Linked DNA regions of Homo sapiens: region 2 is linked to region 1. The links are chromatin loops, found by intact Hi-C in ENCODE. Cell type or tissue: mucosa of descending colon. All regions are shown on one strand. Links, peaks and the distances in the headings refer to the core of each region. The heading gives the core; the rest is flanking DNA.

Region 1 (5,385 bases), core at 244-5,243:
GCAGGTGAGTCCAGGGCTCAGGCCTCTACCTGTGCCCCTTGCTGGCCCTGCCCACCCAGGAGGTCCCTGCTGCATCCCCATGGTCCCACTCAGATCTATTCCTACACGCACACACACACACACACACACACACACACACACACACACACCCGCTACAAACACTTACATTTAGGAATTGCTTAAAATATATATTTTTAATGAGTGAAACAATGGAAGAGAGTGAGCAGAAGGATGAGGGTCTCATAAGTGTGGCATCTGATGATAGGTTGCAGGAAACAGCCAAAATTCCCAGAAGACAGAGCACTCAGCGGACACCTCTTCAACCTCGGCATGCAGGAAGGCTCTGTTGGAAGGCTTTGGTGGCAAGGGACAGAGAGGGGAAAGAGGGAGTTAATGCACTTATTTTAATATCTCTTGAGCCTAATGCGGGATCTGGTTTATAGTGCCCTGCTCAAATGTTTGTTGAATGAATGAAGGAAAGGTTGGATAAATGGGTGGATGGCTGGGTGGATGGCTGGATGGATATATGGGTAAATGGATGAGTGGATGGATGGATGGTGGATGGATAGATGGATGGGTGGATGGGTGGATGGATGGCTGGATGGATATATGGGTAAGTGGATGAGTGGATGGATGGATGGTGGATGGATAGATGGATGGGTGGATGGGTGGATGGATGGGTGGATGACTGGATGGGTGGATGGGTGGATGGATGAATGGGTGGGTGGATGGGTGGATGAGTAGATGGATGGGTAGATGGATGTGTGGATAAGTGGGTGGATGTGTGGATGAGTGGGTGGATGAATGGATGAGTAGGTGGGTGGGTGGATTGGTGGGTGGATGGGTGGGTGGATGGATGGATAGATGGTGGGTGGATGGATGGATGGGTGAAGGGATGGATGGTGGATGGATGGATGGTGGATGGATGGGTGGATAGATGGATGGGTGGATGGGTGGATAGATGGATGGGTGGATGGGTGGATAGATGGATGGGTGGATGGATGAATGGGTGGGTGGATGGGTAGTTGAGTAGATGGATGGGTAGATGAATGGGTGGATGAGTGGGTGGATGAATGGATGAGTAGATGGTTGGGTAGATGAATGGGTGGATGAGTGGGTGGATGAATGGATGAGTAGATGGTTGGGTGGATGGATGGATGGATGGATGGATGGATGGATGGATGGATGGATGGTTGGATGGATAGATGGTGGGTGGATGGATGGATGGAAGGGTGGGTGGATGGATGGGTGGGTGGATGGAAGTGTGGATGGGTGGATGGATGGGTGGATGGGTGGATAATGGATGGATGGATGGGTGGATGGATGGGTGGATGGGTGGATGATGGATGGATGGGTGGATGGATGGTGGATGGATGGATGGACGGATGGATGGGTGGATGGGTGGATGGATGGGTGGATGGGTGGATGGATGGGTGAGAGAATAGATGAGAGACTACTTCAATCTGGCTTTCAGGGACAAAACTGAAACCCATGTTTTGTGGCAATCAGATGGCTGTGGGAACTTTCAAAGATGGCCCTCAGGGACCCCCACCCCTGGTATTGTGCCCTGTGTAATCCCCTACCTTTGAGTGTAGGCTGTGCCTGATGACTTCCTTCTAACGAGTAGAATATGCCAGAAGTGATGGAATATCACATCCTTGAGTATATTACAAAAGACTGACCTACCTCTTCCCAGACTCTCTCCATAGCCCTCTCTGATGCAACGAGCTGCCAGGGCGGAGAGGCCCACATGGCAAAGGACTGATAGTGGCCACAGCTGACAGCTGAGAGGGGCTGAGGCCTTCATCCTACAGCCCTAAGAAACTGAATCCTGCCAACACCAGCAGCTTGGAAGTGGATCCCCCCTAGTGGAGCCATGAGATGAGACCTCAGCCCCTCCAACACTTGGATGGCAACTTATGAGAAACCCTGAGCAGAGAACCCAGCCAAGCAGTGCCCAGACTTCTAGCCACAGAAACTGAGATGACAAATGAGTGTTATTTCAAGCCACACACTTTGAGTTAATTTGTTTCCAGAACAGATAGCTAAAACAAACGCTGATTTGAGTTTTATATAAAGATGGATGATGTAGCAATTAAACTTGGCAAATGATGGTAGTGGTTTTGATACTAGTTGGCTTGGGTTTGAATCCTGGATCCCCAACTTACTAGCTGTGGGGCTTTGAGCAAGATGATCAATTTCTTGAGCCTCTGTTTCTGCATCTTTAAAATGGGCATGATTCTCTGGTCATAGTGACAACACAAGGATTACATAGATTATGTAATGTACTTAGCCCAGTGCCTGTCATGTAGTAAGCACTGGATTAAAGGAAGCTATTAGAGGGAATAATAATAATAATAATAATAATAATAATAATAATAATAATGGAGCAAGATGCCTTACAAAGCAGTGAGTGTTCCATGCCTGGAAGTGATTGAGTTAAGGCCAGATGGCCATGGCAGGAAGTGACTAGAACCCTGGAGGACCCCAAAGCCTCTCCCAAATCTCAGATTTGAGGGCCGTGCAGCTGGCTTGGCCAATGCTTGGGGTTGGTGGGCCAGCTGAGCCACGGGCCCCTCTTGGTGTGACCATCAGCATTATCTTGCACTGGGCGGGCGGCGGGTATTCCAGCCATGCCCAGCCTTCCCCTCAGATAGCCCTTCCCTCCTGCACCACTTTTGTGTCAGGTATGTGGCTGCCACCCTGGCTCAACCCATGGGGCCCAGGAAGGTAAACACCCAGCCGGGAAGTGATCGTTATGGGCTCGTGGCCAGCTATGGGCCAAGGCAGGTCTAAAGGTCGGGAATGCTTACCAGTGAAGCTTTTCCAGGACAGGACGAAGTTTTTGGCTGTGGGCTCTCTGGGACAGAGTGGAGCGCCTGTGGATTTAGCCGGGGACACACCATCCTGCTCGCAGGTGCCTGGACAGGACAGGGGACGAGGGAGGAACACTCTCTGAGGAAGCCCAACTCCTATGAGCTCCTCTCTGGCAGGTGAGAGAATGGTTTTGGTATTTTTTAAAAAAATAAAATGAGATAAAACAAGAGAAGGAACAGAGGCTACCGCTAGGACAGGTAGGAAAGGAGATTACCACCCATCCATTCACTGAGGAGGAGCCCCCAAGAGAAACAGCAGCCCTGGATTCCACCCGAGGGATCCTGTCTGGTCTCGGCTTCAGCACTGCCCCTCCTGGCACTCAGTTTCACCATCTGGGAATCAGGATAAGGACTCCTTCCAGGCGCTCTTCCATTATGGCTGTGGGGTAAGTGAGATCAAAAGCAGGAATGGCTGCATAATTGCAGGGCCCTGTGCAATATAAAAATGCAGGGCCCCTTGTTAAAATAGTAAGGCTTTCAAAAGGACAACAACACAGCATTAAAGCAAGCCGGGGCACCTTCTAAGAACAGGGCCCTGTGACTGCCCAGGCCCCACACCCACGACGCCAGTCCTGATAATGAGCGTATATGTAAACGGAAGTGCCCTGATTCCTGTGTGCCATGGCACAAATCTCAGGGTCAGGAAGTGCACTTGGGAAACAGAAGTCATAGTCGTGAAGTGACAGCCCACTGCGCTTTAGCTCCCCCAGCACTGCCCCCTCCGCTCAGGGGCCCCTTTCAGAAAGACAGAAGGCCCTACCCCTCAGAACCTTCCTGATTTTTGCATCTGGCTGGCCTCAAGCCACAGCACGGTGTGACTGAAATGTGTAGGGACACAGTTTTCTTGGATGTGAAAGTGGTAGGTTCTTATTGTCTATCTTGATTTAAAATTTGGGACAGTCACACAGTCTCTGGCTGTGTAGAGGTGGGACTTGTGTTTCCTGGGCTCGTGACAGCTCTGCTATGTTCCATTGACTATCAGTGTATTTCTGCTTTTTGGGAAAATCCTTAATGCAATAAGGCCACTGGTGGGAATGTTCCAGCTTGGACACTTGCCATGTGTCTTTGTCCTCCCTGCCCCTTCTCTCTTTCTCTCTCTCTCTCTCTCTTTTTCCATTTAGGCTTCCCCTTTGCCCATGTCTCAGGCTGCCCCTTGGCACTGCTTAGCTCTGAGGAAGTAGAAGCCAGGGTCCCCTTGGGGGTCAAGCTTTCTGGTCCATGAAGGGAGACCACAGACCACCTCCCTCCACCGCACTCTCCTCCCACATCCCTTTCTGGAGCCCAAATTGTCATGGGAACCCCTCCCAGGGAGGGGATCCCCACAGGAAAGCCAGGGGTTGATCCAATGACAGTGTGAGTAACATTCCACAGCTTTCTGCCCCAGTGGGGCTGGGGACACAGATGAGGCTAGACATGGGGGAAGATGAATTGCTTTAAGAAGAGCTGATGCATGCCTGTAGTCTCAGCCACTCAGGAGGCAGAGGCAGGAGGGCTGCTTGAGCCCAGAAGTCATGCGGTGGGCTATGATCATATCACTGCATTCCAACCTGGGCAACCTGGCAAGACTCTGTCTCTGTTCCTTTTTTTTTTTTTTTTTCATTGCTTTAAGAACTTCCCTTGGCCTGTGGGAGACCGGAAGCTTGTACCAGTAACAAAATAGCCCAGATGTTGTGGGGCCACCCAGAGCCTCTCAGAGGAGACCAAACCTAACCACCCAAGCCTGCTGGCTCTACCAGGGGCGCAGGAGCTGCTGTTTGTCCCAAGAAGCTGGTGAGCCACCAGCACCAAGTCGGACATCCCGTCTCCCAAGATGACGTCCCTTCCCCATCTACATGGGCCCATTGCTTCCCGAGTAAGGAGTCAGCTCTGATGCTCTGAAGTCACCCCCCAGCACAACCCCAATGGCAAAAATTCCTTTACTCCTTCATAGATAATTGCTGTGCACAGTGTATGTGTGAGGCTTTGAAGTGGGGCTGGGGACACAGATGGGACAATGGTGGCCCTCAGGCTAGTGGAGATGAAGCGATGCTGTGTCCCACACCCCCGAGGCCAGGCCAGAAACCCCGCTTGGTGAAAAGAGCACACCAGCCCTCTCACCCCAACAACGGTGATAGGATCCTGAGGCTGAGAGGCACCGTGGCCCAGCGGAGCAGGGGGTTCCATCTCTGAGCCTGGATGGGCTGCCTCTTTTCAGACCCCCCTTCTCCCCGCACCTAAGCCCCCTCTGCTACCATGATGGTGTCTTCAGGAGGCTGCTGGGCCTCAGGAAAAATTCCTTCCCTTGGCCTGGGACCACCTCTCCCCACCTTGGGAGAGGTCAGACCAGGGGGTGGAATTCTGCCTCCAGACTGGAGGACCCACCCCAGAAGGCTGAGGACTTCAGCCTTACTCCTCCTCCCTTTGTTTGGCAGCCATCCTGGAGGCCAGGGCCGTGGGAGACCACATGGGGTCTGAGCACTGAGGAGGGGCCATTTGCTGGAGCACCCTCTGTGGGCTGCTTTTGGGAAAC
Region 2 (5,385 bases), core at 198-5,197, 270 kb after region 1:
GCCTAAAATATAGTGTGTGATAACACTTAGAAGATCCTCTGTTAACTATTGCAGGCTTCAAAGCAGGGAAACAGTTAAGGTGGAAAGGCATGGGTCAATACATTAGTAAAATAAATCAGTTTTCATGTATCAGTACATCATGGTATATATCCCAAAGTCTCATTCACAATTTTGAACTCTTTTCCTACTTTCTTACCTTGTTGTCTTTAAGGAAAAGTGCTAACATTTCTTCTCTGCCGTAACGATAATCTGCTAATTTATACTTCGGCAATGCTGGAGAAAGAGGAGGGGATGTAATACTCCCACCACTGGACAGAGCTCGGAGCCTAGAATAGAAAAGACAGAGAATATGTCAAACATTCTGGTGCTACAGACTTTTTATACTATACACTGTCAAAAAAAATTCATTTTAGTTCTTTAGAAGAGCAAAAAGAAATCCTACTATCTCAAAGTATCAGACTTTAGCTTTAATACAATCTTTTGTCATGGCACGCTAAAAGGGCAGTTTATTGAGAGATAACTAGACAACCATGTGGCAATTCCTTAACTTAAAAGGCATCACGGCTATGTCCCCCAGAAGCTTAGAGAATGAAAAAGGGACACATTTTTCCAAATTTTAAAAGGCGCATATGATTAAAACAAAAGTGAGATACTACCTTACACTCACTAGATTCATAAAACTTAATAAGTCTGATAATACCAGGTGTTGGTAAGGATGTAAAACAATGGAAACTTTCAAGTAGTGTTTGTGGTATTATAAACTGAAATAATCACTTCAAAGAATGATTTGATAATAGCTAATTATTTAATTATCTATTTGGCAATTTGGTAATAGCTAAAATATTTAATAAAGTATGCTATACAAAAGAAAAATCAAAACACAGCCTATAGTAATGATAATTTTTATATAAAATGCATAAACCTGCAGCTAGGTTTATACTGTTTCAAGACATACAAACTGCAGCAAAAGCATAGAAACAAACATGAAATTGACAAATACAACATTTAGAATAAGGTTATATCTGCAAAAGATTAAGATTATAAAGGCAGCTTTAATTGTACCTACAATGTTTTATTTTTGTAGCTTGCCAATGAATACATGGGTGTTTATCACAATTTATATTTTTATATGCCTGAAATATTTCACAACGTTTTTAATAAAAGCAATTAATGGTCAGTGTAGAGAATCTGAAAATGCAGTAAAGTACAAAGAGAAATTGAAAACTACATGTACTGCTAAGAAGACAAATAAAAAATATACTCCAAACTGATAAGAAAAGTTGCCTCTAAAGAACAGAACTTGGGGAAAAGGGACTATTTTGTTTAATTTTAAAATAATATATTTTTATGGGGAAAAAGGGAAGAAAACTTCAGCAAAAAATGGCGAGTAAGATTCTACTGTAGCACTGTGTCAGACAGCAAGTGGAAAAACTAACATCAGGAGTAGCTGATATCAAGCATGAAAGGGACCAAGCTACTTTAATTCTAGTTTAGACTAAGGAAAAATTCAATAGAAGCATTGAAATATGTGCCCAAAACTGCTAAGCTTTATTCACAAAGCAAAAAAGAAGGGAATAATCTACTAAATTATGACACATTAAATATTAATATGAAGGCCAAGTAAAACACAGTAAATATGTGCACATTATTAAAAATAGCGTATGCATAGTAAACAGTAAAATGTGTTTACAAGAATAAAGTAATATTTAAAGAAAAAATATGCATTAGTAAAGTGAGACTGTTGGGGTGGGATTTTTTTTTTTTACTTATTGTGGAAAATTTTTTGTATTTTCATAAATGCACCAAAAAGCAGATGACAAACTCCCGTGTAATTTTTGTATTTTCTGTAGAGACAGGGTCTCACTATATTGCCCAACCTAGTCTCAAACTCTGGGCCTCAAGCAATCCTCCCACCTTGGCCTCTCGAAGTGCTGAGATTACAGGCATGAGCCACCATGCCTGACCCAAAACATTTTTTTAAAGTCTGGGTTTTGCTGATTTTATCCATGATATAATTAAACATTTTTCTGTCTTTTGCATTTCATGTAAACTGGTGACTGAGTATAGAGATTTTGAGATTTTCATCAATTTGGGTTCTTTTTTGGCAATACTTCGTATGTAGTGGTATGTTATTCCATCAAGAGGCACACATTGTGATGACGTGTTTGTGATACTTGCAGTAATTTATGATCAATGCTTGGTTCCCTAAGTTCACTAAGGTTGTAAGTGATTATATTCTTTCATTCCTCCCTTATGTATTAGCTGGAATACTTCTGCAAAGATAAATTTTCCTCTTATACTACCTGGTATAGTTACCAAATAATACTGCTTAATACAAGAAAGGAGGGAAAAAGCCTTAATTCTTATTTGTTTTCAAAATAACGACTAGGTTCACTTGCACCTTCCAACAGTGTCCAACAGTAACACATTATTTTATTAATATATTTCAATTCACAGCAATTATTAACAGTGTTCAAACTGTCTCATCTTTGAAGAGTGGGAGACTCTTCAGGTTGGCTCCTGGGTCCTTTTGACATGACCCTAGCAGTCTTCAACAGCTTCTTTTCTATCTGGTATGTCAGAATGTTCCAGGTTCATCTTGTATTTTTCTTGCCTCAGACCTGAAATCAATCATTTCCAGGGAGCCCTGGATTCACTTTCATTTATAGAAATACCACAACCTGGGTTCTGGGACTGCTCACTGCTACTCTGTTTCCTTTGCAAATATTCTTGGGCTTGGAGGTCATTTAGTTCAACCCCCATAAAACAAGTTAAACAACCAGGTAAGCAAACAACATACCCACAAAGGAATGGTCCAATCACTCCTTCCAAGAAGAAAGGAACTACCCCAGTACCTTCCAAGAAACTGCTTTTTATTAGATTCCTGTAAAGTTGGGCTCTTTACTGAAGAAGTGGAATTAATATCCACTGAACACTGAAGCTGAAAATTTCACACGTGAACTAGCTCATTTAATCTAATTTAACCTTCACAACAACCCAAACATAACAGATAAAAATAAAGCTGAAGGGTTAAACAACTTGTCCACAGTCACGGGCAGCAGAACAAAGATTCAAACCTAGGTTTTTATTACTAAAAAGACCACAATTGACCGGTTGCAGGTTAGCTCACACTTGTAATCCCAACACTTGGGAAGCTAAGGAGTGTGGATCACTTCAGTACAAGAGTTCAAGACCAGCCTGGGCAACACGATGAAACCCCATCTTGACAAAAAATACAAAAATTAGCCAGGTATGGTGGCTCATGCCTCTGGTCCCAGCTACTCAGGAGGCTGAGGTGGGAGGACTGCTCGAGCCTGGGAGGTCAAGGCTGCAGTGAACAGCCACTGCACTCCAGCCTAGGTGACAAAGCAAGACCCTGTCTCAAAAAAAAAAAGAAAGAAAGAAAGAAAGAAAAAAAAACACAATCTTTCCAACAATTAGGTCTCAAAATCCTATTTAAAATAGCCAGTTTAAAATATACATATATTTTATTAGAACTTGTTTTAAAATATCTTCCTTAACACCAAACCAACATGTTTCCCAACAGTTTCTACCACTGGAGTACACATCTAAGCACTCTTTCAAATGAAAATCATTCTGGTATTGGCAAATAATCACCATGTCTCCCCAAAGACTCCTTCTCATGGCCTAACATTCCTAATTTCTTCAATTGCTGCTCACAATAAGATTTCAAATGTATTCACCACCCTGTCCCTTCCAATGGATCACCAATGGTTTTCCAATGCCCAAGACTAAACATTTCTTATAGTCACCAGATTTATTAAGAGTAACACAGGCCAGGTGCAGTAGCCCATGCTTGTAATCCCAGCACTTTGGGAGGTTGAGGCAGGTGGATCACTTGAGACCAGGAGTTTGAGACCAGTCCAGGCAACACAGTGAGATCCTGTCTCTCCAAAAATAAAAAAAATTAGCAGAGCATGGTGGTGCACGCCTGTAGTCCCAGCTATTTGGAAGGCTGAGGTGGGAAGATCGCTTGAGCCTCAGGAGGTAGAGGCTGCAGTGAGCCATGATCGCAACACTGCATTCCACCTTGGCTGAGAGTGAGACTCTGTCTCCAAAAAATAAAAAATACAAAAATAACACAATAACACAATCAGAGATTTCCTTCAGGTGCTATGAAAAGAAACTGAGGCAAACTGGCAGTAACTCAAACTAAAAGACAGTTGCCTGAGTTAGGATAATGGCTGTACTATGATTCAATAATCGACAAATTCAATTCCAAGTCCCTCTTCACCTGCAGATACTTAGAAAAGCTAAAACATATTTGGGTAATATTCTTCACTAAAAATCCACCTGAGAACTCATGAACACAAAGAAGGGAATGATAGACACTGGGGTCTACTTGGGGGTGGAAGGCAGGAGGAGGGAGAGGAGCACGAAAAACCACTGGGTACTCGGTGTAACACTTGGGTGATGAAATAATCTGTACAACAAACCCCCATTGACACAAGTTTACCTACATAACCTTCACATGTACCCCCGAACCTAAAAGTTAAAAAAATCCACATATGATCTTTATCTCCTCCATACAACCCTCTCTTCTAGAAATTTAATCCCTATGTGCTTTCGTCTGTCTCTAAACATATCTCCTCATTTGTTTAAAACTTTTGATACAGCCATTTCCCTTCTAGCTATGCACTGTTCATCTTTCCTCTTCATCTAGAAACATCTCTACTTCCTCGCTTCTCAGTCACTTCAAAACGCAGTGTGCCTGGTTTCTCCTGCCACTCCACTAGCTCCTGCACTGTTCATCAATAACCTCAACACTGCCAATTCTACCATGGGTAGTAAATAAGTGGCAGCAGCAGGCCCCCCAAAGCCCCATGATACTCCCAAAATCTTCGCTTGGTAAGTGTTGTCCAAAATCCAAACTTCAGCTTATGAAAGCAATTTGGATAGTCAATAAACAATGTGTGAAGGTGTGGGAGTCAAAAGGCACTTCTATGTAAGCTTGTGATTCTCAAGTCCAGCTGTGACCTCTCCTATAGTCAGGCTTTCATACACAACCATGTAAAGCCCATCAGGTTCAATATGCCCAAAACCCTAACCCTACTCATCAACTTATTCATCCAACCCATTCACTGCCCATATTCTCAAACATAGTTAAGGACATCCCAATCTAATCAGCCACTGGATTAAAAATCTGGGATTCATACTTTACTCCTCACCTTCTACCATCTCTCATACCCAATTACCATGTCCTATTAGTTTTAAATCCTCAGTCTCTCAAGTCTTCCCCTGATCCAACTAACCTAATTTTTATTCACACTTTTATTTCCCACCTGGACTGCTGCAAATGCATCCTGAACGATTTTACTAGTCTTAATCTCCTACGTTACTAAGAACTATTTATTTATTTATTTA

What was found. Peaks named below come from ENCODE experiments on the same cell type or tissue, not always from the same donor. Only the 100,000 strongest peaks of a DNase experiment are listed, where the experiment ranks them.
Region 2: a loop joins it to region 1, with 4 times the contacts of the local background. A loop is called at or near these places in 1 of 110 quality-filtered maps.

The regions. Positions count from the first base shown.
Region 1 is chr2:233,010,676-233,016,060 of GRCh38, reverse strand. It overlaps NGEF (neuronal guanine nucleotide exchange factor), which reads left to right and starts at 2,805. Exons shown (of 15, transcript NM_019850.3): 1 at 2,805-2,993. It overlaps LOC101928881 (a long non-coding RNA gene), which reads right to left and starts at 3,447. Exons shown (of 3, transcript NR_136325.1): 1 at 3,092-3,447; 2 at 2,814-2,921; 3 at 176-354. In mucosa of descending colon, for the core only: no CTCF peak of the experiment used is centred there; DNase peaks (open chromatin) are centred at 2,740 and 3,440.
Region 2 is chr2:232,742,556-232,747,940 of GRCh38, reverse strand. GIGYF2 (GRB10 interacting GYF protein 2) reads right to left here. Exons shown (of 29, transcript NM_001103146.3): 4 at 197-326. Among named protein-coding and RNA genes, the nearest start is that of KCNJ13, 31 kb to the left of the region's middle. In mucosa of descending colon, for the core only: no CTCF peak of the experiment used is centred there; no DNase peak of the experiment used is centred there.